Regions from separate parts of the Homo sapiens genome. Here region 1 is linked to region 2. Evidence: chromatin loops called from intact Hi-C (ENCODE). Cell type or tissue: dorsolateral prefrontal cortex. All regions are shown on one strand. Each heading gives the region's core, and the rest is flanking DNA. Links, peaks and the distances in the headings are about the cores only.

The links. Peaks named below come from ENCODE experiments on the same cell type or tissue, not always from the same donor. Only the 100,000 strongest peaks of a DNase experiment are listed, where the experiment ranks them.
Region 1: a loop joins it to region 2, with 3 times the contacts of the local background. A loop is called at or near these places in 10 of 110 quality-filtered maps.

The regions. Positions count from the first base shown.
Region 1 is chr12:62,976,932-62,987,554 of GRCh38, forward strand. No RefSeq gene overlaps it. Among named protein-coding and RNA genes, the nearest start is that of PPM1H, 47 kb to the left of the region's middle. In dorsolateral prefrontal cortex, for the core only: a CTCF peak has its summit at 6,924 (motif pointing left); a DNase peak (open chromatin) is centred at 6,931.
Region 2 is chr12:62,795,163-62,805,785 of GRCh38, forward strand. It overlaps PPM1H (protein phosphatase, Mg2+/Mn2+ dependent 1H), which reads right to left. Exons shown (of 10, transcript NM_020700.2): 3 at 6,654-6,998. Among named protein-coding and RNA genes, the nearest start is that of PPM1H, 130 kb to the right of the region's middle. In dorsolateral prefrontal cortex, for the core only: CTCF peaks have their summits at 4,172 (motif pointing left) and 4,377; a DNase peak (open chromatin) is centred at 4,139; H3K27ac peaks cover 627 bases.

The DNA.
Region 1 (10,623 bases), core at 5,421-7,920, 180 kb after region 2:
TTTTTATTTAAAATACTTTACTTTGATCTTAGCGTTGCTCCATTTTGAGAACTTCCTAGCTTTAAGGACAATTGCATTGTGTAGAAAATCTGGTGAAAATGCCTTTAAATGATAGAAATATCAGCGAGAGTTAGTTTGGTTTAACCAACTTTTGATAAGACATTTAGTTCAGTGCCATTTTGGTTTAATTAATATTATTTTACTTCTTTGGCAAATTAGCATGGCTTCTTCAACAAATGTGGCTGTGAAGTTGTGGCAGACAGCCACGTTTACTACTTGAGACCGTCACTACGACAGTTATTACTATTACTACTTGAGACCGTCATTATGACGGTTACTACTGTTACTGCTTGAGACCGTCATTACGAAACTGAACGAAGGGGGATGAATGTAGATATGAAAACTTAAGACAAAAGAAACTGTTTTAAAGGAAGGGGCCAGGGGAAGAAGAGAGCTTGGTGTTCCTAGTGAGCAAACGCAGCCCCTGAGCTTCCACAGCCCATTGTATTTATTGGTTAGCAAGAGCAGGAAGGAGGAGGTAATGATTGGTCAGCTGCTTAATTGATCACAGGTTCACATTATTACTAACAGGCTTCAGATGTACCTAATCAAAAGAAACACCGCACTTGGGGCGTGACTGCCCTCAGCAGTCCTTCCGGTTGGCAGACGCAGTTTGTCAGTTTGCCAACATTCTGCATTTATGAGAAACAGTTTGCTGCTTACTCATAGAGCCTCCAGTGGTATAATGAGCTGATCACGACCCTCATTCTTTCTGCCTGCAACATGAAGTCATTCATTTGGGTATGCTGCATGGACCATTTAGAAACAGCCACATCACAGGCACTCCTCTATGAAAAGAAGGGCTCTTTGGATGAAGAGTGTTCTTGTGGAGGGTGTATAGAAATATGAAATATGATCTTGTCCTAGAGAAGCATTCATACTGAGTAGGGGGCAGCCAGCACACATGAACCCATAAAATAATAATAAAGGGCTGCCTATGGTCAACTGCCGTAAAATAAATACTATAGATTATCAGAGTGGAAAAAAAATCTACCATGGCCTGACATGAAGAGGTTGGTAGTCATTTAGCTCATACTATGTGTAAGCCATTTTGAAAGGTGCTGTTTAAGATAAGAATAAAATGACAGGGCTCCTGCTCTTTGTGGGTGTGTACCCAGAAAATTATGTAATAAGGAAAGCAAGGAATTCAAAGCAAAATCTTCAGTGAATCATAGTGAATGAGAATGCTTCTCATGGAAAGATGAGAAGGAGTTCAGGGAGGTGATATTTGAATTTAGACTTAAAAGATGGGTAGAATTTAGACATAAGGAAGTTGGAGAAAGTGGAAGGGTATTTGTAGGTAGGAAAAACAGCCCAAGGAAAGACATAGAGGCATTAAATCATAGGATATTCAGAAAAAAATGTGTTATGTGAAGGAAACAAAAAAGCCGAAGAGAGGTGGAGGAGAATGTGGTGGGTATTAAATAACTTATGGTGGACAACAGGGAAACATTATAAGTTTGATATGAGAAGAAATACGATCATAATTATTGAGGAAGAAGAGAAGAAAACCCAGGACAGAATGTAGAGGAGCTCCAAATTTGAATGGTGGATAGAAGAGAATGAGATAAAAAAGAAGAGAAGCAGCAGCCAGAAAAGTAGGAAGAAAATCAGGAGGCAACTGGACCTCGAAAACAAGAGGCAGAACATTCCAAGAGTAGGTGGTCAGCAGAGATGTCAGGCAAAATGAAGACTAGAAAATATGTATTGTCTTTATGATAGGGAGGTCGTTGGTGTTTTTGGCAAGTTGCATGATAAGAACTAAATTGGAATAGATTGACTTCTGATTGGTGGATGTGGAAATTAAGACAAAACTTAGATGGTTTTTTATTTTCTTTTGTTTCTGTTTGGCTGTAATGAGACAGGATAGAATAGAACCTGGAGAGAAACATGAGGTTAAAAGAGGTTATTATATTTAAATGGCAGAGACCTTCTTCACAGATGTATAAGGCAATTGGAAAGGTCTAGTGTGGGTGGGGATTGACTGTAAAAGAGAAGTGAGATATTTGATGGTTTAGTGAGAAGAGTTTTGGGTGCTGGGTGAGGTGGACAGGATGAAGTCCAAAGCAAGGATAAAAGGAAGAGTGGGAAGGCCTCTACTGTTACATAATAACAATAGAGGAAAGAGACATAGAACAGGTTAAGCTGTAGGTAGGTTTATATCTTGGTTGTTGGAAGAAGAGGACATTTATATTAATTTGCTAGGGTTACTGTGACAAATACCACCGAATGTGTGGCTTAAACAGTAGAAACTTATTTTCTCACAATTCTGGAGACTAAAAGATCAAAGATTAATGTGTTGGCAGGGTTATTTTCTCCTGAGGCCCCTCTCCCTGGCTTGCAGATGACTGTCCTCCTGTCTTCACAAGGTCTTTTCCCCAGGTGTCTGTATCCTAATTTCTTCTTTAAAAGACACGCGTCATATTGGATTAGGGGCCACCCATCCCTTCTCATTTTATCTTAGTTATCTCCTTAAAGGCTCTATTTCCAAATACAGTCACATTCTGAGACAATGAGGGTTAGGACTTCAACAGAAGAATTTGGGGGTGTGGACACAATTCAGCCCTAACAGCATCCCTACCTGAGATTTTTATCTGTTAAGTAGAAAGAAAGGTCATTTTCTGGGAACGAGGAGGGGAGAGGAAGGGCAAAGATTTAAGAGTAGAAGCATTTTGAACATTTTATTGTAGGGGTGGTCAGGTTGACCAGAGAAATGTAATTGTATTATTCAGTGTGGATGGCCCATTGAAATTGGTGATTATGAGTTCACAGTGTGACTTTCTCCAGCAGAAATATGTGCCTAGGTGCAGGCTGGGAAGGAACTGATGGCTTTGTTTGAGTGATGCTACTAAAAGACACAGAGACAGGAGAGTAAACAGAATGGATAAAAGACAAGTAAAGAAAAAAGACGCTAATTGGTTTGAAGAAAGTTGAAGAGGCAATAGATTTGGGGATTCCAATAAGGCCAAAGAATGGTTGAATAATAGTAATTGATAATCGTAACTGATATAGGGTGATTATGGTTTGGCTCTGTGTCCTCACTCAAATTTCACCTTGAATTGTAATGTGTCAAGGGCAGGACCAGGTGGAGATAATTGAATCATGGGGGCAGTTTCCCCGTACTGTTATCATGATAGTGAGTGAGTTCTCATGAGATCTGATGGTTTTATAAAGGGCTTTCCCCTTTGCTCAGCCTGCCGCCCTATGAAGAGGTACCTTCCACCATGATTCTAAGTTTCCTGAGTCCTCCCCAGCCATGTGGAAATGTGAGTCAATTAAACCTCTTTTTTTTCATACATTACCCAGTCTCAGGTATTTCTTCACAGCAGTGTGAGAATGTACTAATACAGAGGGAGAGGGCTCATTACACGGGAGGAATGTTTAAATTGCATGGATCACATAGAGATAACAGCACAGGCTAAAGTCTGACTTTAAAAGTGGATGGTTTTGGAGATGTGAAGGTCAAGGAATGAAGACAGATCTTGAGTAGGAAACAACACTGAACTGTCAGTCTTCAGTGGGTGAAGGAGCTTGGATAGGCTGACAGTAGATGGCAACAAAGAGGAGAGGGAGGGTTGGTATAGCCAAGTGGCATGGACCCCAGAGAGGTAGTTTTTAATAAAAGGGAGCAGAACTAGTTGTCTGGAGTGATAATGGGGAGCAGGTAGGACACCAACCCCATCTCCCAACCTTGTGATGCATGATTTGAGGATAATAAATAGTCACCCCTTGAGAAGGCTAAAAGGAAAGTCATGAGTTTAGAGAAGAGCTTGGAGGCAAGGAAGTATAGGAAGCATCCAGAGAACAGATTGAATTTAGAGACATCTTCTGGTCTCCAGGATATAGAGAAATAGAAGTTGGCCAAGAGATAGAAGATCAGGCCCAGACAAGAATAAACAAAGCATTATGGAGATAATGTTATACGAAGAATGAATGTTTTGGAGTGCTTAAACTTGGGCACTATTCTTTTTACAAACTAGGATGAGAGAGCTGGTGAATAGCATTTAACAATTTCTCTCTAAGGGTGAGCAATAGGCCTGATGGAGAGATGGGAGATGCAGAAACTGCAGATCTCACATTGATTCTAATGCCTCTTTTCCATTAATTCTTTCAACAAATAATGTGTAAGATCTAATGATGCCAGGTCCAGTGCCAGGGACTGGGGATGTAAAGATGAATGGTGTGGAGTTTGTCCTTGAAAAGGTCTCTGTCTAATAAGGAGATACCTAACTACAACACTGTAATAAATGACAACTTAGAAGTATTTGTAAGGTAAAATGTGGGCACAGAGACAGGAGTCCGATGAGACATGGTCTACAAGTTGTATATTCACTCATCTTCTGAAAGGTCCCCAACATCCACATAGAAGGGGCCTCCACTTTCTTTTCCAGGAAGATTCACCCAGAATGTTAACATGCTGTCCTTAGTCATCATGGCATTGACATAACTGCAGTGGCTAATCCATAGTTTCTGCTAATCAGACTAAAATATTTCGGCTTCCAACACTTTCTCTCTCTCAACCAGGAAATTTACAACTGAAAATGAATTCCATTCCTTACCATCTTGACTTCTTCTTTTCATCTTACTGTAACCCCATGTGTCTCAAACTCAAGATGCCTCAAAATCACCTGAAGGGCTCTTGTTCACCACAGTTGGCAGGGTCTTACCACCAAAGGTTCTGATTCATAGGTCTGGATGGCACCTGAGATCTTTCCATTTCTCGCAAGTTTCTGGGTGTATTAGGCCACTCTGATGTTGTATAAAGAAATACCTGAGGCTGGGTAATTTACAAAGAAAAGAGGTTTAATTGGCTCGTGGTTCTGCAGGGTGTATAGAAAGCATGGTGCCAGCATCTGTGTCTGGTGAGGGTCTCAGGAAGCTTATAGTCATGATGGAAGGCAGAGGAGGAGCAGGTGAGTCACAGGTGACAGTGGGAGCAAGAGAGAGCAGGGAGGTGACATGCAGTTTTAAACAACCAAATCTCGGGTGAACTTGCAGCCAGAACTCACTTATCACGAAGGGGATGGTGCTAAGCCATTCATGAGCGCTCTACCCCCATGACCCAAACACTTCACACTAAGTCCCACCCCAATACTGGGGATTACATTTCCACATGAGATTTTTAGGGGACAAATATCCAAACGGTATCACCAGATGATGCTGAGGCTCATGGACCAGAGTCCATACTTTGAGAACCACTGCTGTCAACAGATTGGTAATGCTTTTCCACAGTAGACCTGACTTTTCAACTTCAAATGTCCTCTAAATGTATCCGTTATTATAACTAGTTAAGGGAGAATCTGAGGAAGAAAACAATTCCTGAGCTTTTATTTTGCTTTCATTGCCCCAGTGGTTATAACCTGGTCTATTTAACCATTCCCTGTAGTCTTCTAGCAATGACCAGTTTGAGGAGAACGTGGTCTTTGAAATGAGTCTTGAAGGATAAATAGGAGTTCAGCAAAACAACAAGAGACACGGAAGGAGCGGGAAGAAGCTTGAGTGAAGAGCTTGGTTGGGTGAGCTGGAAGGGCATGGGCTTCCGAGGACAGCTATCAGTTCTCCATGAACCGAGAGCAGCGGGTAGGGTGAGTGGAGGAAATGCCCTGGATAGCTTTGTGCAAAGAACATAGGGCTGGATTTTAAAGAATTTTGAATGTCATATGACAGATAATTTTTTAAAATGGAAGTAACTTTTTAAAATAATATGTCATACTATTTTTTTTTTTTTGAGACCGAGTTTCGCTCTTGTTGCCTGGGCTGGGGTGCAATGGTGTGATCTCGGCTCACTGCAACCTCCGCCTCCTGGATTCAAGCAATTCTCCTGTCTCAGCCTCCCAAGTAGCTGGGATTATAGGCATGTGCCACCACGCCTGGCTAATTTTTTGTATTTAGTAGAAATGGGGTTTCACCATGTTAGTCAGGCTGGTCTTGAACTCCTGACCTCAGGTGATCCACCCACCTCAGCTTCCCAAAGTGCTGGGATTACAGGTAGGCGCCACCTTGCCTGGCCACGAAATTTTTTTTAAACACTAGAAAAAGGTAAAAGTAAAAGGGCCTGAAAAAGGGCATTCCCAGCCCTCACTTTTTTGGTGAATTAAAATCAAGTGAAAAATAAACGCAGGAGTCAGATAAAGTGACTTAGAAATATCAGCTTTATTACTGCTGAAACCTATATTAGAGTAAGGGGATTTTCTTGTTGGGCAGCCAGGTGGCCTTTCTAATGCTATACTCCAGGCTTAAACTCACCCTTTAGTCATGGCCCATGCTGGACAACTCCAGCTTCCCCTGTGGGGATGAGTTAGACCCCCTTTCTACTAGCATGGGACCAGGGTGAAGCAAGCCAGGCACTAAGGTGAGAATTTAAGGAGGGCTGAATAAGGGCAGGGCTGGCCTATAGCTGTTTGATTTGCACATTAGAGGCAAGAGGAAGGCACTGAACCAAGATTTCTAATTCTTTCTCCCAACCTCACTGTGACAAAGGGAAGAGGAGTGTGGATAGGAGAAGAGTCGTAGTGTTCACATGGCAGAAGTCCTCTCCCCAGAAACATTAGGATGAGAAAATGTTTCTGATAATAACTGCTCTTAATATTTTTGTGTATTTCCTATCCATACTTTATTAGGTATGTTTTTACATACATAGTATAGACACTGCTCTATAGTGCTTCTCTTTTGTTTACTTTATGGCATCCCTTAACCCACTTTAGTACATAATGACTGTCTTAGCTTGGATTGCTGTAACAAAGGACCATAGACTGAGTGACTTTATAATCAACAAGAATTTATTTCTGACAGTTCTGGAGGCTGGAAGTCCGAGATCAGGGTGCCAGCAAGGTTGGGTTCCGGTGAGGACTTTCTTTTGGGTGGCAGACTGCCACCTTCTGGTAACCTCACACGGTGGAAAGAAGGTGACAGAGCTTTCTGGGGTCCCTTTTTTTTTTTTTTTTTTTTGAGATGGAATCTCACTCTGTCACTCAGGCTGGAGTGTAGTGGCATGATCTCGACTCACTGCAACCTCCGCCTCCCAGGTTCAAGTGATTCTCCTGCCTCAGCCTCCCGAGTAGCTGGGATTACAGGCACGTGCCACCACGCCCACCTAATTTTTTGTATTTTTAGTAGAGCTGGGGTTTCACTGTGTTAGCTTGGATGGTCTTGATCTCCTGATTTCATGATCCACATGCCTCGGCCTTCCAAAGTGTTGGGATTACAGGTGTGAGCCACCGCGCCCAGCCCTGGGGTCCCTTTTATAATGGCAATAATCCCACTCATTAGGGCACCATCTTCATGACCTATTACCTCCCAAAGGCCTCACCTCCTATTGGCATCACATTGGGGGTTAGCATTTTAATATGCAAATTTTGGGGGGACATTCAGTTCATTCAGACCAACCTTTTTAATGGTTAGAGGGTAGTTTGTCATATGGTTTTATCATAATTTATTTAATTAAATCTATTGGTGGGTAATTGTTTCCATTGTTTAATCAATATCAGTAATAAGTGAAGAACAACCTTTTGGTTAGGAGTGTGAATTATGGAACCCTACTGCCTTGAATCAACCCCTGACTCTGCTACTTAGTAGCTTACCCTTTTGTGCCTTAGTTTTTTCAACTTTATGATGAAAATATTATTAGGTATCTCACAGGGCTGGTGTGAAGATTAAAAGAGTTAATAACATGTACAAAGTTTAGAAATGCCTGGCCCAGATCAAGCATTCAACCAATGTTAGCAGCACACAACAACAATTGAAATGAGTAGACCAAAGAGTGAGCAAATTTTTAAGGTCCTTGTTGTATATTATGAAAAACTCATGGAGAACAGTTTTATTTAATATGCATAGTAGGACACCACTTTTCAAACATTTTCACTGAAGTTTCCAGATGATGGGAAAGACTAAACATATGCTTCCAAAGAAGATGGAGAGACAGTGATCCTTAAGCCTGCCGCAAAATTTTTTTGAAGTCTCAACTTTTATAAAAATTAATGAGAATATGCATTCTGTTCCTTAGGAATTTGTGTCTATTTTGATTTTTAAAAATTTCAAGTGAATCACAAAGCAAATAAATTGCAAGCTGTTCTCTAAAATTTTCTATTAAAACTGACCCTCTAGAAAGATGTGCCACATTTAACGATGGTTCCAAGTCCCTCTTGGCCCACTACTGTGTACCCCAGTGTGTGGCAATGGAAACTGTGGTTTTTGAACCTTGGAGCAACTTAATCAAATAGATGTTTATAAATATTAATTTGTGTATAAGATGGACTTCAGAGTACAGACTTTACAAATGGGTTCCTCTCCTCCAGCTTTGTAGGGCTGGAAAGTCAATACATGTGCATGCATGCATATGTGTGTATTTGCTTAAATTGTCAGTTTAGTGATTCTATCTCATTTACTCCTCACTCCATATACTTGGTTCACCCATTCTTGCTTAATTTCTCATAGTTAAATCCTGAATTAAATAACTTTTAAAAAAATATGTGGTAATATACAAATTTGGGGTTTAGGGGATCCAATGAGCAGTTGTCATCAAGAGCCTGCTGGATTAGGTAAGCAGCCTCCTTACAGAATGGTAGTTAAGCTGTTTATTACACTTACACAACTCACAGTTGAATTCCACTAAGATTATGTCCAAAGTGAAGACATGTTTGTATACTGGAGTGTCCAAGAAAAGATGAAACATTCAGAAATTCAGGCTGATGGGAGCAAATAGAACAAAAGAGATAAAATGTCAGGGAAGAAAAGATAATATACTACAGGTAGAAGCCAGAGAGAAGATTTTGGCAAGACTCGCTTCAAAATGGATTACCCTAGTGCTGATTTCTTCAGTATCAAGTTAGCAGAGAGGGGTAGGATCAGTGGTTCAGGGATGTTTATGGTGATAACATGATCTAGATCTTTATTGGTATACTACATCCATTTATAATTTTTATTTAAGTTTACTCTATTTGAAATGGCAAAAAGCCACATTTGAGTTATTTCCTGCCTTTGTTTTGCTTTTTTTTTTTGCCACCTACCTTCAAATTATTGGTGCAGTAAAGATTCACAAATTTATATTTACAGTTCTCTTTTAAAATTTATGAGCAGACATTGCAGCTGTTGGCTTCTCTTTCAAGCCATCTAAACTAGGGCCTGATAAAAGGATTTCTTATATCCCTGTGAACTGATAAATTAATTCTTACCCACCAGTGAGTGCTCTAGAAGAACTAGTATATAATAGGTACTGATGAAACATTTTCTAAAATAAATAAATCAGTTCTTATTTTATATTAGAGAAAAATAAAATTCCATTGTAAGTGTTTCTACTTCCATGATGAGTCTATGTATATATGAATGCTTTTTTTGGCTGAATTTTAACCCTAAGTAATTTAAAATAATTCAAGTTTAGTCATTAATGCAATAGCCATTACAATTATATCTAGAAGTAAAAATTTACAAAATACGTGTATTTCCAGAGCTTAAGCCTGAAGTATCTCCTTTTTAGTCCCTCAGCACTTTTAGGAACTACTTCCCATTTTCTTATTTGATCTGTTTCCATTAATACCATATTCTTGGTAAATTAAGTTCACCTAGAATGATCAAAGCTTGATCACTAGTTGGTCTACTGTATAATATGCCTTTGAGTGATTATTGAATAATTACTTCCATAGAAACACAAAATAATTAAATACATCTGTGTTCTATTAAAAGTTCACAAGTTGTATGCCCTTCTTCCTGATATTAGTAAATAATATGATCAATAAGATTGTCTCTTAAACAGGAAAAAATACTTTGGACTCTAAATGACTAATAAATTAAGTTTAAACAACTTTGGTAGCACTGGGATTTCAGGCAGAAAAAACATAAAAACTTAATAGTTATTTCATTGAGAAAATAAATAATTTTTAATTAATTTTAGCACCAATAGTAAGGATCAAAGAAAATACAGATTTCAAAATATAATGGATTACTATTGAGATTAAATAAATATTTACTTAGTACCATGTGACATACTTTCGTACAAATTGACTTATTTTAGCTATAAAACAACTCATGATGACTAAATATTGGTTTTGAGGTGAAAGTGCGCCTCTACAACAGCCAGCTATTTGGTTGTTTGCAAAACTTGATTGTTTGCAACCCTTGGTTCCACTCATGATTGTAATTATGTTTTTACCTAGAACACTGAAAGATGCAATTTAAGGAATTGCTATTTAGGACCTCATGGAAACCACAAATTCTAAAGGGTTTAGGTTTAATGAAACTAAGAGTGTCAGTACCATGGGAAGATTAAAGAGACAGTTCAGAGCTAGTCTGTGGGATGTGTATATGTTGGGCCAAATAACTGGATCTTTAAATTGACAGGACTCCACTGAAGGTATTTTAGACAGAGAATACCATAACTGTCTTATGGCAGTGTTTCCCAAAATGTGTTCCACTGCAAGCTAGTACATATTACTTTGTAAAATAGTTACATGATCAGTGATGTCTTGGAAATTGTGTTAAATAGGTGGTTTTTTGTTTGTTTAATGCAGAAATTCTGTATTCTTATAATCTAGTGTTGTAACTGTCTAAGAATGGGCTATAGTATGAAAC
Region 2 (10,623 bases), core at 2,622-5,121:
CTTATAGTATTTGATGAAACTGTTACCATCTCCCCTCATTGGAAGCATTTTTTTCTCTTCTGTTCGTCTGTATTTTGTGACTAGTACCTACTTTTTCCCCAGAAATAGGTACTATTTATTTTGACTTGAGTGTTTCTGAACATTTTTAACAGTGTATCCCTTTTGGAAAGGTGTCAACATTTCACTACCTCCTTTTGTTATTTAGAATATCAAAATAAATAAGATATTGCATATTTCTATATTCATATAATGTGGGACTACAAATGCCCCCAGATAAAATATATATATATATATATTTTTGAGACAGAGAGTCTTGCTCTGTCACTCAGGTTGGAGTGCAGTGGTGCGATCTCTGCTCACTGTAAGCTCCGCCTCCCGGGTTCACACCATTCTCCTGCCTCAGGCTCCCGAGTAGCTGGGACTACCGCCCACCACCACGCCCAGCTAATTTTTTTGTATTTTTAGTAGAGACGGGGTTTCACCGTGGTCTCAATCTCCTGACCTCGTGATCCACCTGCCTGGGCCTCCCAAAGTGCTGGGATTACAGGCGTGAGCCACCACGCCCAGCCTTGTTTTGTTTTTGAGACAGAGTCTCGCTCCGTTGCCCAGGCTAGGGTGCAGTGGTGTGATCTCGGCTCACTGCGACCTCTGCCTCCGGAATTCAAATGATTCTCATGCCTCAGCCTCCCAAGTAGCTGGGATTGCAGGCATGTACCACCACGCCTGGCTAAATTTTTAATAATTTTAGTAGAGACAGGGTTTCGCCATGTTGGTTAGGCTGGTCTCGAACTCCTGGCCTCAAGTGATCTGCCCACCTGGGCCTCCCAAAGTGCTGGGATTATAGGTGTGGACCAAAGTGCCTGACCATAAGATCTTATGTTTTACTTCCTCAGTGGTGTCTAAAAGAATACTGATTTTAAGATGTAAGCTCAATAAATACTAGTGACTGAGAAGAGCAGTTCTTAGTGAAAACAACACAAACTGTTTTTCCTCTGTTCTCATCCCACAACAACCAATACAGAAGACTTCTGTGACCAAATGTGTGAGAGTTTTCCCCCACATAACCAGCAAGCAATCAGTTCTGCAGAAGACACCAGCTGGGCGTCCTCCAGTTCAATTCCACACAATTATGTACTTGGAGATAGCATCAGATTTCACAGGTTGAGGGCTCAGTCCCCCAACTGACTCCCACTTCTGATGCCAGTCGCAAGCCCCAGGTTGGTTTACCTGTGCTTCTGACTGACCAGCTATAAATCTGGGTTCCCAAGACCCCCCTCTCCTAAGGTTCGATTAATTTGCTAGAGTGGCTCACAGAAATCAGGAAAAATTTACTTACATTTGCTAGTTCATTATAAAGGATATTACAAAGGATATGGATGAAGAGATGCATACGGTGTGGAGCTTCCATGCCCTCACTTGGCACGTGACCCTCCAGGGACCTCCACATGTTCAGCTACCCAGAAGCTCACTGAGCCCTATTCTCTTGGGCCTTTATGGAGACCTCATTACATAGGCACGAGTGTTTAAATCATCAGCTGTTGGTGATCAACTCACCCTTCAGCCCTTCTCCCCTCTCATGAGGTTGAGGATGCGTGCACCCGTGTGCGCGCACACACACACACAAATTATTGGGGCAAATCTAAATTAGGCTATTCTTTCATTTTATTCACATTAATACACCTGACATCTACATTATCAACGGCAGTTTACTGTGTGATTCTACTTAGTTGCACAGCCCTCTAATCCTGCCTTGGTCTTTTTGATGAACAGACCCCATCCAGAAGCTACCCAGGGGCTGCCAGCCACCAGTCATCTCATTAGGATACAAAAAGATACTTATCACTTTGAAGATTTCAAGGATTTTAGGAGTTGTATGTCAGGACATGGAGTTGAAGACAGAATATCATAATATCACAGCATTCCATTGAGGGACAAGACAAACAGATGGAGACAGACAAGCAGGTAGACAGAAACAAAGAGAGTCCAAAGAATTCTGATTCCACATTGTTGAGCTCTTATAAATAAAGCAAAAACTCCCAGTGAAGGAGAAGCTCTGCTTTTAAGGATATTGTGACACTCAGAATCTCCAGAGGGACAGCTGCATAAATGTCATCAGTGAGGCAAATTAGAGGCTTAGGTGCAAGGCTTGGGGAACTTTACTTTTAGGGATTAAAAGTGGAAGAGAAGGCAAGAGAGCCACAAAGCTGAAATGCCTATATGACAACTCTTACTTAATATTGAATTTCCTATTATAGAAAATCAATGGCACAAAACCCGCAATACCTAAAGGACATCTAGAAACAGGAAAATTAGAGAGTGGGTGGCTACTGCGGTGAAAAAAAAAGTTTAGGAATGATCTGGAAAATTCAAAGCTGTCCTGCTATAGACAGCTGTGTGAACTGTCCTCGGGTTGCCTGGCACACCGTGGCGCTTGTGGGCATTTCAAAAAACCAAAGGTTTACACGGTAAGACAATGACTCTCAAAAACCTAATATTGAGAGGGGGAGGAAAGAAAAAGGAGTTGGCAATGGCCTTCCAGCTATTATTTTGAAGCTGGTATAATTTCTGTGCTGTGGATTCTGAAGCTCACCTTAAGCAATTTGATAAGGTTAAGACAGGCATTGTTTCTATGAAACAGGAGTGTAGTTTCTCTGAAATCTCTGATGACGCAAAGAAAAACAAGAGCATCTGTGATTAAACAGAAGACTTATCATTCCAAAGAAGGTCACATCTGAGAGTGAAATGGGAGAGTATTAACAATTAAGACAGCAGGCACCCACTGACCCAGTCCCCAGCAAAGCACAAGGTATGGCCACCCTTCCAGGTGCCATGAGAACCAAAGAATGGTGAGCTTCTCACTTAATAAGGCCAACCAGAAAGGTGCTGTAAACCAAAAGGTATCTGAGACAGGTCTCAATCCATTCAGTTTATTTTGCCAAGGGTAAGGACATGCCTGGAAGAAAAAAAACACAGATCACAGAGACAGTCTGTAGTCTGTACCTTTCTCCAAAGATGAATTTGAAGGCTTCAGTATTTAAAGGGGAAAAGTGGGCCGGAGGGGAAAGAGGGAGGGTATGGTCATCCACATATTCCAAGAGAAAAGGAGCAGGTAGGGGATAGTCTGGGGCTCTGGAAATCAATAAATCAACACTTTGCGTGAGGTAAGGTGAACACAGAGTAGCTACCTGTGGAGATATTCAACCATTCATCTGTAGTATCTGCTTAGGAACAAAAGGAAACAGTTTCTTCCACGACTCAGCTTTCAGCTTAATTTTTTTTCCTAGTGATTTCCAATTTCCATAGTGGATTGGGGGCCCAGTTTTTATTTTCCTTTCACAGTGCAAAGCCCCGGTAAGCTGTAGGCAGGTTGGGGACCTAGACAGACAATCTGGGGGGAAAAAGTGTGAAGAGGAAGCTAGGGCATGGGGGTAAACCTGAAAGGAACAAACAGGGAAGAGACATAGCTTAAAGCTAAAGGTTCATGATATGGCACATCTGGGCCTGGGTCTCCACAGGGGCACTCCAGCCTTCCTCCTCATTCACCTGCCATTGCTACATTTAAGATCTATCTTCCCACCACAGCAATGGTGGCTTACTGGCTTTGGCCTACCTGGGTTTTTTCTCAGGCTCGGTTTGTTACCCAGGTTTCCTGAGCCCCAGGGCATTCATTCTCCCAACCCTGCCCTGCACATGTCTGCTCTACTCCTGAGCCCCCACACCCCAGCATCACCTCCCCAGGGAACCTTTCCCTTCATCTCTTTACCAGACTCCTGCATCACCCTGTATTTCCCCTCTCAAGGCTCCTCCCATTTATATTTTACTTGTTTAACACCCTTCTTTGCCTAATCGGCTCAATATTCTTTTCCCAGTCAGGCCTGGCTTCTAGTTGGTTCTCAACAAATATTACTGATTGAATGAATTACACATGAAAATGAAGCAAACAATTGTTGTTTTTGCTGGTGACTAAGTTTCCAAGAAAAATTTGAGGTAATGAATTGGTTCATTAAAAGTAGAAATATTTTAAAAATGAGCCTCTTAAGTATTTTTCTGAATGAACCTTTCTTTGCCAGCACAGTTGTTAAGAGCAACCCTGAGCCATTAATGGGCAGGAACAGCCTGAGACCCCTGTGGAGTCCTGAGTCAATGTGACATTGGCCTCTAGTGGACAAAATTGAGAATGCAGCAGCTCCAGGTAAAAGATGTCCTGTGGCACTAGTCACAACTGAAGGAAATGAAAATCTCAACGTTTCCTTTATTTTTCACTTCTACCATGCAAACTGAATTACATTACATTACATTACAAGGAGAGCCCATTGTCAAATTTTTGCCTAAATAATTAAAAAAATAAATTCAATACTTGGCATTCTGAGTATTAGTGTCTAGAAACATTTATTGACATCAGAGCCTCTACAGAGGCAGAGAGTGAGATTTTACACCACGACTGAGTGGGAGTCAATTTTCCTACCTTAATTCCCTTTTTCCTAAATAATCTTTTCCAGCCTCCTGGTATTTTCATTGGGATTGCAGGGTTGCAGGCTATCAGACAGTCTTGAGATAGAAGTGCATTTTATTTTTACATTTTTATTCTTAATTTTATTTTTTAAGAGATGGGGTTTTGCTGTGTTGCACAAGCTGGAATACAGTGACAAAAAAGCACTGGAGATATAACCTGATCTGGGCTAGGTCACCCCTCCTCAGGCATCCCGGTGGTGCTCTGCTCCAAGGAGGTCACCACATTGACACTGAACCCACATGACAGCTCAGAACTCCTGGGCTCAAACAATCCTCCGGCCTCAGCCTCCTGAGTAGCTGGAATGACAGGCATGCACCACTACCACGCCCAGCAAGGTGCATTTTAAACCACCTGCTAGTCAAAGGGTAAATGTTATCTCTGTAACAAGGAGAGAAAAAGCTGAGACCAAAGAAGGGACACGTTTAAATAAAAAGAGGATGCAAATTTGAGGGGTGAATATATGAACTATTTTTGCCTTACAAACAAATCAGATGACGATATGTATAGTCATTATTTACTTTCCTTCTTAGCACACTACCTGATGCCGTGAGATCCTGGAACATGCACCATGTGCCTATCCGGTTCTGGCAAGACGCTTCTAGCTGTTTTGACTTCATTTAACAGCTTCTCATCACTTTGTAATCTCCAGGTTTTTTTTTTTTGTTTATTTGTTTTTTTGAGATGGAGTCACGCTGTTGTTGCCCAGGCTGGAGTGCAGTGGCATGATCTCAGCTCACTGCAACCTCTGCCTCCTGTATTCAAGCAATTCTCCTGCCTCAGCCTCCCAAGTAGCTGGGATTACAGGCATGTGCCACCACGCCCGACTAATTTTTTTGTATTTTTGGTAGAGACGGGGTTGCACCTTATTCACCAGGCTGGTCTCGAACTCCTGACCTTGCGATCCACCCACCTCGACCTCCCAAAGTGCTGGGATTACAGGCATGAACCACCGTGCCCGGCCTGTAATCTCCAGGTTTTAAGGCCATGACTGCCCACTTGCCTAACTCAAGCCCTTATAAATATCCTTAAATATCTCTTATTCTTTATCTGTATGCAGGCTGCCGAGCAAGAAATAAAATCTTTAAAACCAAAATAATTGGCTTAGGATAAAGTAAGCTCACAGAGGGAAAGAGCTGGCATAGAACAAAGCAGAGGCGGCTTCTATGTGCACTCCTGCCAGGCAGAGGGGCAGCAAGGGACAGCGAGAGCTGTGGCACTCTCCCGAGGACATGCTCAGGAGTGAGGCCAACAGCGAAGGATGATGAACTCCCGATCAGACCCATTCAGATGGAAACGAACAGACAAATCCACATGCCTGGGTAAGACTAAGACTTCTTGGATATTGGCCCCTGGCTCTGTTCTCCTCCAGCACTTTGTCTGCAGTGTGAACCACATTCCCAGTTGTGGTAAAACAGCCGTTCTTAGATCACATCTGTATAGGATGGGGACTTTTGAGCACTTTCCTAAACCCTGTTTCCCCCAACACCGGACTTTATACACATCTGTAAAACAGATGGTGATCATGCTCACATCTAAGTGCAATCGTACCAGCTGGCATCAATATGAATATAGGAAATAAAAGCAATAAGGCCTGTATTTAATAAGCCTCTGACCTCATGCACTGTCCCCCTCTTTCATCTTCTTTTACTTTTTTTTTTTTGAGACGCAGTCTCGGTCTGTTGCTCAGGCTGGAGCACAGTGGCGCAATCTTGGCTCACTGCAATCTCTGTCTCCCAGGATCAAACAATTCTCCCACCTCAGCCTCCCGAGTAGCTGGGATTACAGGCAACGGCCATCATGCCCGGCTAATTTTTGTATTTTTGTAGAGACGGGGTTTCACTATGTTGACCAGGCTGGTCTTGAACTCCTGACCTCCTGCCTCGGCCTCCCAAAGTGCTGGGATTTCAAGCGTGAGCCACCGCACTCAGCCTTCTTTTACATTTTTGCCAGCACTTGATGCCAGGAACTCTGTCTGCTGCCAATTTCTATTGGGAATGGAAGCCCCATTATCACAGGGGGCCGTCCAGGTGGAGCCAGGCAGCAAAACCGTGCGCTTTCTGGGAGCCCTCCAGGAAGGACGGACAGACCTGGCGCAGGCGCCAGCCTGGCCCTGCTGCCCCAGACTCCCAGGAATACCTACCATTTCCTTGAATGCACTTTCAAGCGCTCCGATGACCAGGCACTCATGGGGAATCTTCTTCTCGGTAAAGAAGCGTGTGGGGGGCGTGCTGGGGGAGCCCGGGGCCCCCACCCCTCCGCGCAGGGAGGCTGCCCGGGTCAGAGTCCGGCTGTTGGCGGGCGTGTTCTCAGGCTCCTCCCCCAGGCAGGTAGGGGGCAGGACGGCGGAGTTCTTCAGGATGTCCACGATGTCCTGCAGCTGCTCCGTGATGTGGTGCTGCAGCAGGCGTGACGCCACCACCGCGGCCCCGGACCCCGCGTGCCCGTCAAACAGCGACCAATAGTGGCAGGAAACACCCTCGGATTCCTGTGGGAGAGGACGACAGGGAGGAGTGAGAACGGCTGTGGACTTTGCCTCAGGGTCATACAGATTGTGGGACATCTATGGGACTGAGGGTCCACTTGGTTGTCTGTCGTCTGCAAACAATGCGGTCAAAACATAGCAAACAAAACAAAATAAAACAAACAAAAACAAAAACAAAAAAAACACTCAGGGAAGGGTCCCCAAATGAGCCATTGTTGTTACTAGCACCAGAAGGATGAAGCGGTCTCTGCCTCCCCACCTAGCAAGGGAGCCCAAATGATCATACACTAAGCTACTACTTGGAGGGTGAGATCTACTCTAATTTGAAGTGTAGGTGTTTGCATAAAACTCTCCTACAAACAGACAAGTCTGTACGAGTCCAGCTTGAACACCTAACTCCTTAACTCCCGTCTTTTTTTTTTTTTTGACAGAGTCTCACTCTGTGGCCCAGGCTGGAGTTCAGTGGCGCGATCTAGGCTCACTGCAACCTCCACCGCCCAGGTTCAAGCGATTCTCATGCCTCAGTCTTCTCATGCCTCAGCCTCTGGAGTAGCTGGGACTACAGGCGCGTGCCACCACACCAGGCTAATTTTTTTTTGTATTTTTAGTAGAGATGGGGTTTCACCATGTTGCCCAGGCTGGTCTCAAACTCCTGGCCTCAAGTGATCCACCCACCTTGGCCTCCTAAAGTGCTGAGATTATCCCAAAGGGCTGGGATTACAGGCGTGAGCCACCGTGCCTGGAACCTCCCATCTATTTCAACCCCAGAGTAGGTTTGATCTGGGGCCTTGGAAAAACGCCCTTTCTCAGGTTTTCCAACGGGAAATAAGTAGACCCATTTTCCCCTTTTAGAGCCCTTAAATGCTGGGATAATTGTCCCATCTTTCTTGGTCTACATCCTGAATTTTTAGAACATGTTTTCACCCTAGACAGCCAGTCTAGCCCAGGCCTCACAAGATGCAGCCAATTCAAATCTCCTCTTTATACTTCCCACCTCCCTTAGTTCTCCAGCTGATGTCACTCTCGGTCTCTCCATTCCTTCTTCTTGCCTTACAGCTACATGCAACCCGTGTTCCCTCATCTACGTTGGGTTTAGTGGCTGCTGGTGGATTTCTAGACTACTTCAAGATGAGCACTTTTGAACCCATGTTTGAATTACACACGTGTTAGATCTTAGAGAAAAGGAGCTCAATTATGACATAGCTGATAGAATAGAGAGCTCAGAAATAAACCCACACATATGTTGTCAACTAATCTTTGACAAGGGTACCAAGAATACACATTAGGGAAAGAAGAGTGTCTGCAATAAATGGTATTAGGAAAAGTGAATATCCACATGCAAAAGAATGAAATTGGGCCCTATTCTTATATCATATACAGAATCCAACTCAAAATAGCCTAAAGACTTAGATGTAAGACGTGAAATCATAAAACTCCTAGAAAAAAACATGGGGGAAAAAAACTCCTTGATATTGGTCTTGGCAATGATTATTTAGATATGATACCCAAAGCACAGGCAATGAAGCAAAAACAAACAAGTGGGACTACATTAAACTAAAATGTTTCTGCGCAGCAAAGGAAGTAATCAACAAAACCAAAAGGTAGGTAGCCTATGGCATAAGAAAAAACCCTTGCAAAGCATGTGTGTGATAAGGGGTTAATTTTCAAAATACACAAGAAACTCCTACAATTCTATTGCAAACAAAACAAAACAAGCAAGCCGATGAAAAAATGGGCAAAGGGCTTGAAGAGACATTTCATCAAAGATGACATAAAATAAATGGCCAGCAGGCTTGTGAAAAGATGCTCACCATCGATACCTTTCATAAAACTCAGTGAACTGAAATTAAGGACCTTCCCCAACCAGATAAGGGGCATCTAGGGAAAACCTTTAGCTCATATCATATTTCATGGTGAAATACTGCATGCTTTCCCATAACACTGGGCAAAACAAAAAAAGTATGCTCTCACTACTTCTATTCAATATGATACTGGAAGGTTCTAGATAGGCAAGAAAAAAGAAAAGGCCTAAAGATTGTATAAGAAAATAGCTGGGCACAGTGGCTCACGCCTGTAATCCCAGCTACTCAGAAAGTTGAAATGGGAGAATCCCTTGAATCGAGGAGAAGGAGGCTGCAACAGGCCAAGATCTTGCCACTGTATTCCAGCTGGGGTGACAGAGTGACCCTGTCTCAAAAAAAAAAGATTGTTTAAGAAAATAAAGTTGCATTTATCCTGGCTTTGAGCAATTTGAGCATGATGTACCTTAGTGTCATTTTCTTCATGTTTCATGTGCTTGGAGTTTGTCTTTCTAGATCTGTGGACTTACAGTTATTTCATATGATTTAGAAAAATTTCACCCATTATTTCTTAAAAAAAATTTTTTTTGGTATCCTTCTCTCTTTTCTCCTTGGAAGAATCTAATTACACCTGTAGTAGTCCCTAGAGGTTGTCCCATAGCTCATTAAGGATGCTTTCATTTTTTTAATGCTTCATTTTGGTTAATTTCTTTTTTTTTCTTTTTTTTTTTTTTTTTGAGACGGAGTCTCGCTCTGTCGCCCAGGCTGGAGTGCAGTGGCGGGATCTCGGCTCACTGCAAGCTCCGCCTCCCAGGTTCACGCCATTCTCCTGCCTCAGCCTCCCAAGTAGCTGGGACTACAGGCGCCCGCCACTACGCCCGGCTAATTTTTTGTATTTTTAGTAGAGACGGGGTTTCACCGTTTTAGCTGGGATGGTCTCGATCTCCTGACCTCGTGATCCGCCCGCCTCGGCCTCCCAAAGTGCTGGGATTACAGGCCTGAGCCACCGCGCCCGGCCCATTTTGGTTAATTTCTACTGCAATGTATTAAACTCACTTTTTAAAAATCTTTTTGTTTTTTATTAAAAAACGGACAAAGGATCTGAATAGACATTTCTCAAATAAAGATAAGCAAGTGGCTAACAAGTATATGAAAACATGCTCAAAATCAATAATCATCAGGAAAATGCAAATCAAAACCACAATGAGATAGCACCTCACACCTGTTAGGATCGCTATTATCAAAAAAACGAGACAAGTGTTAGTGAGGATGTGTAGAAAAAGGAAACTTCTGTCCTGTCAGTGGGAATGTAAATTGGTACAGCCATTACAGAAAACAGTATGGAGGTTCCTCAAAAAATTAAAAATAGAACCATCATATAAAGCAATTTTACTGCTGGTTATATAACAAAAGGAAATGAAATCAGTATCTATAGCCCAACGTTCATTGCAGCATTATTCACAACAGCCAAGACACTGAAACAACCTTAGCATCCATCAACAGATGAATGGTAAAGAAAATGTGGTGTATATTATTTACATACAATAAGATATTATTCAGCCACAAAAAGAAGGAAATTCTGCCATTTGCAACAACATGAATGAACCTGGAGGGCATTATGCTAAGTGAAATAAACCAGACACAGAAAGACAAATACCACTTGATCTCATATGTGGAATCTAAAAAAGAGTCAAACTCGTAGAAGCAGAGAGTCGAATGGTGGTTGCCAGGGGCTGGGGTTGAGGAAAGTGGGGAGATAATGGTCAAAAGGTACAAAGTTTCAGGTATAAAATGAGTAAGTTCTGGGGATCGAATGTACAGTATGGTGA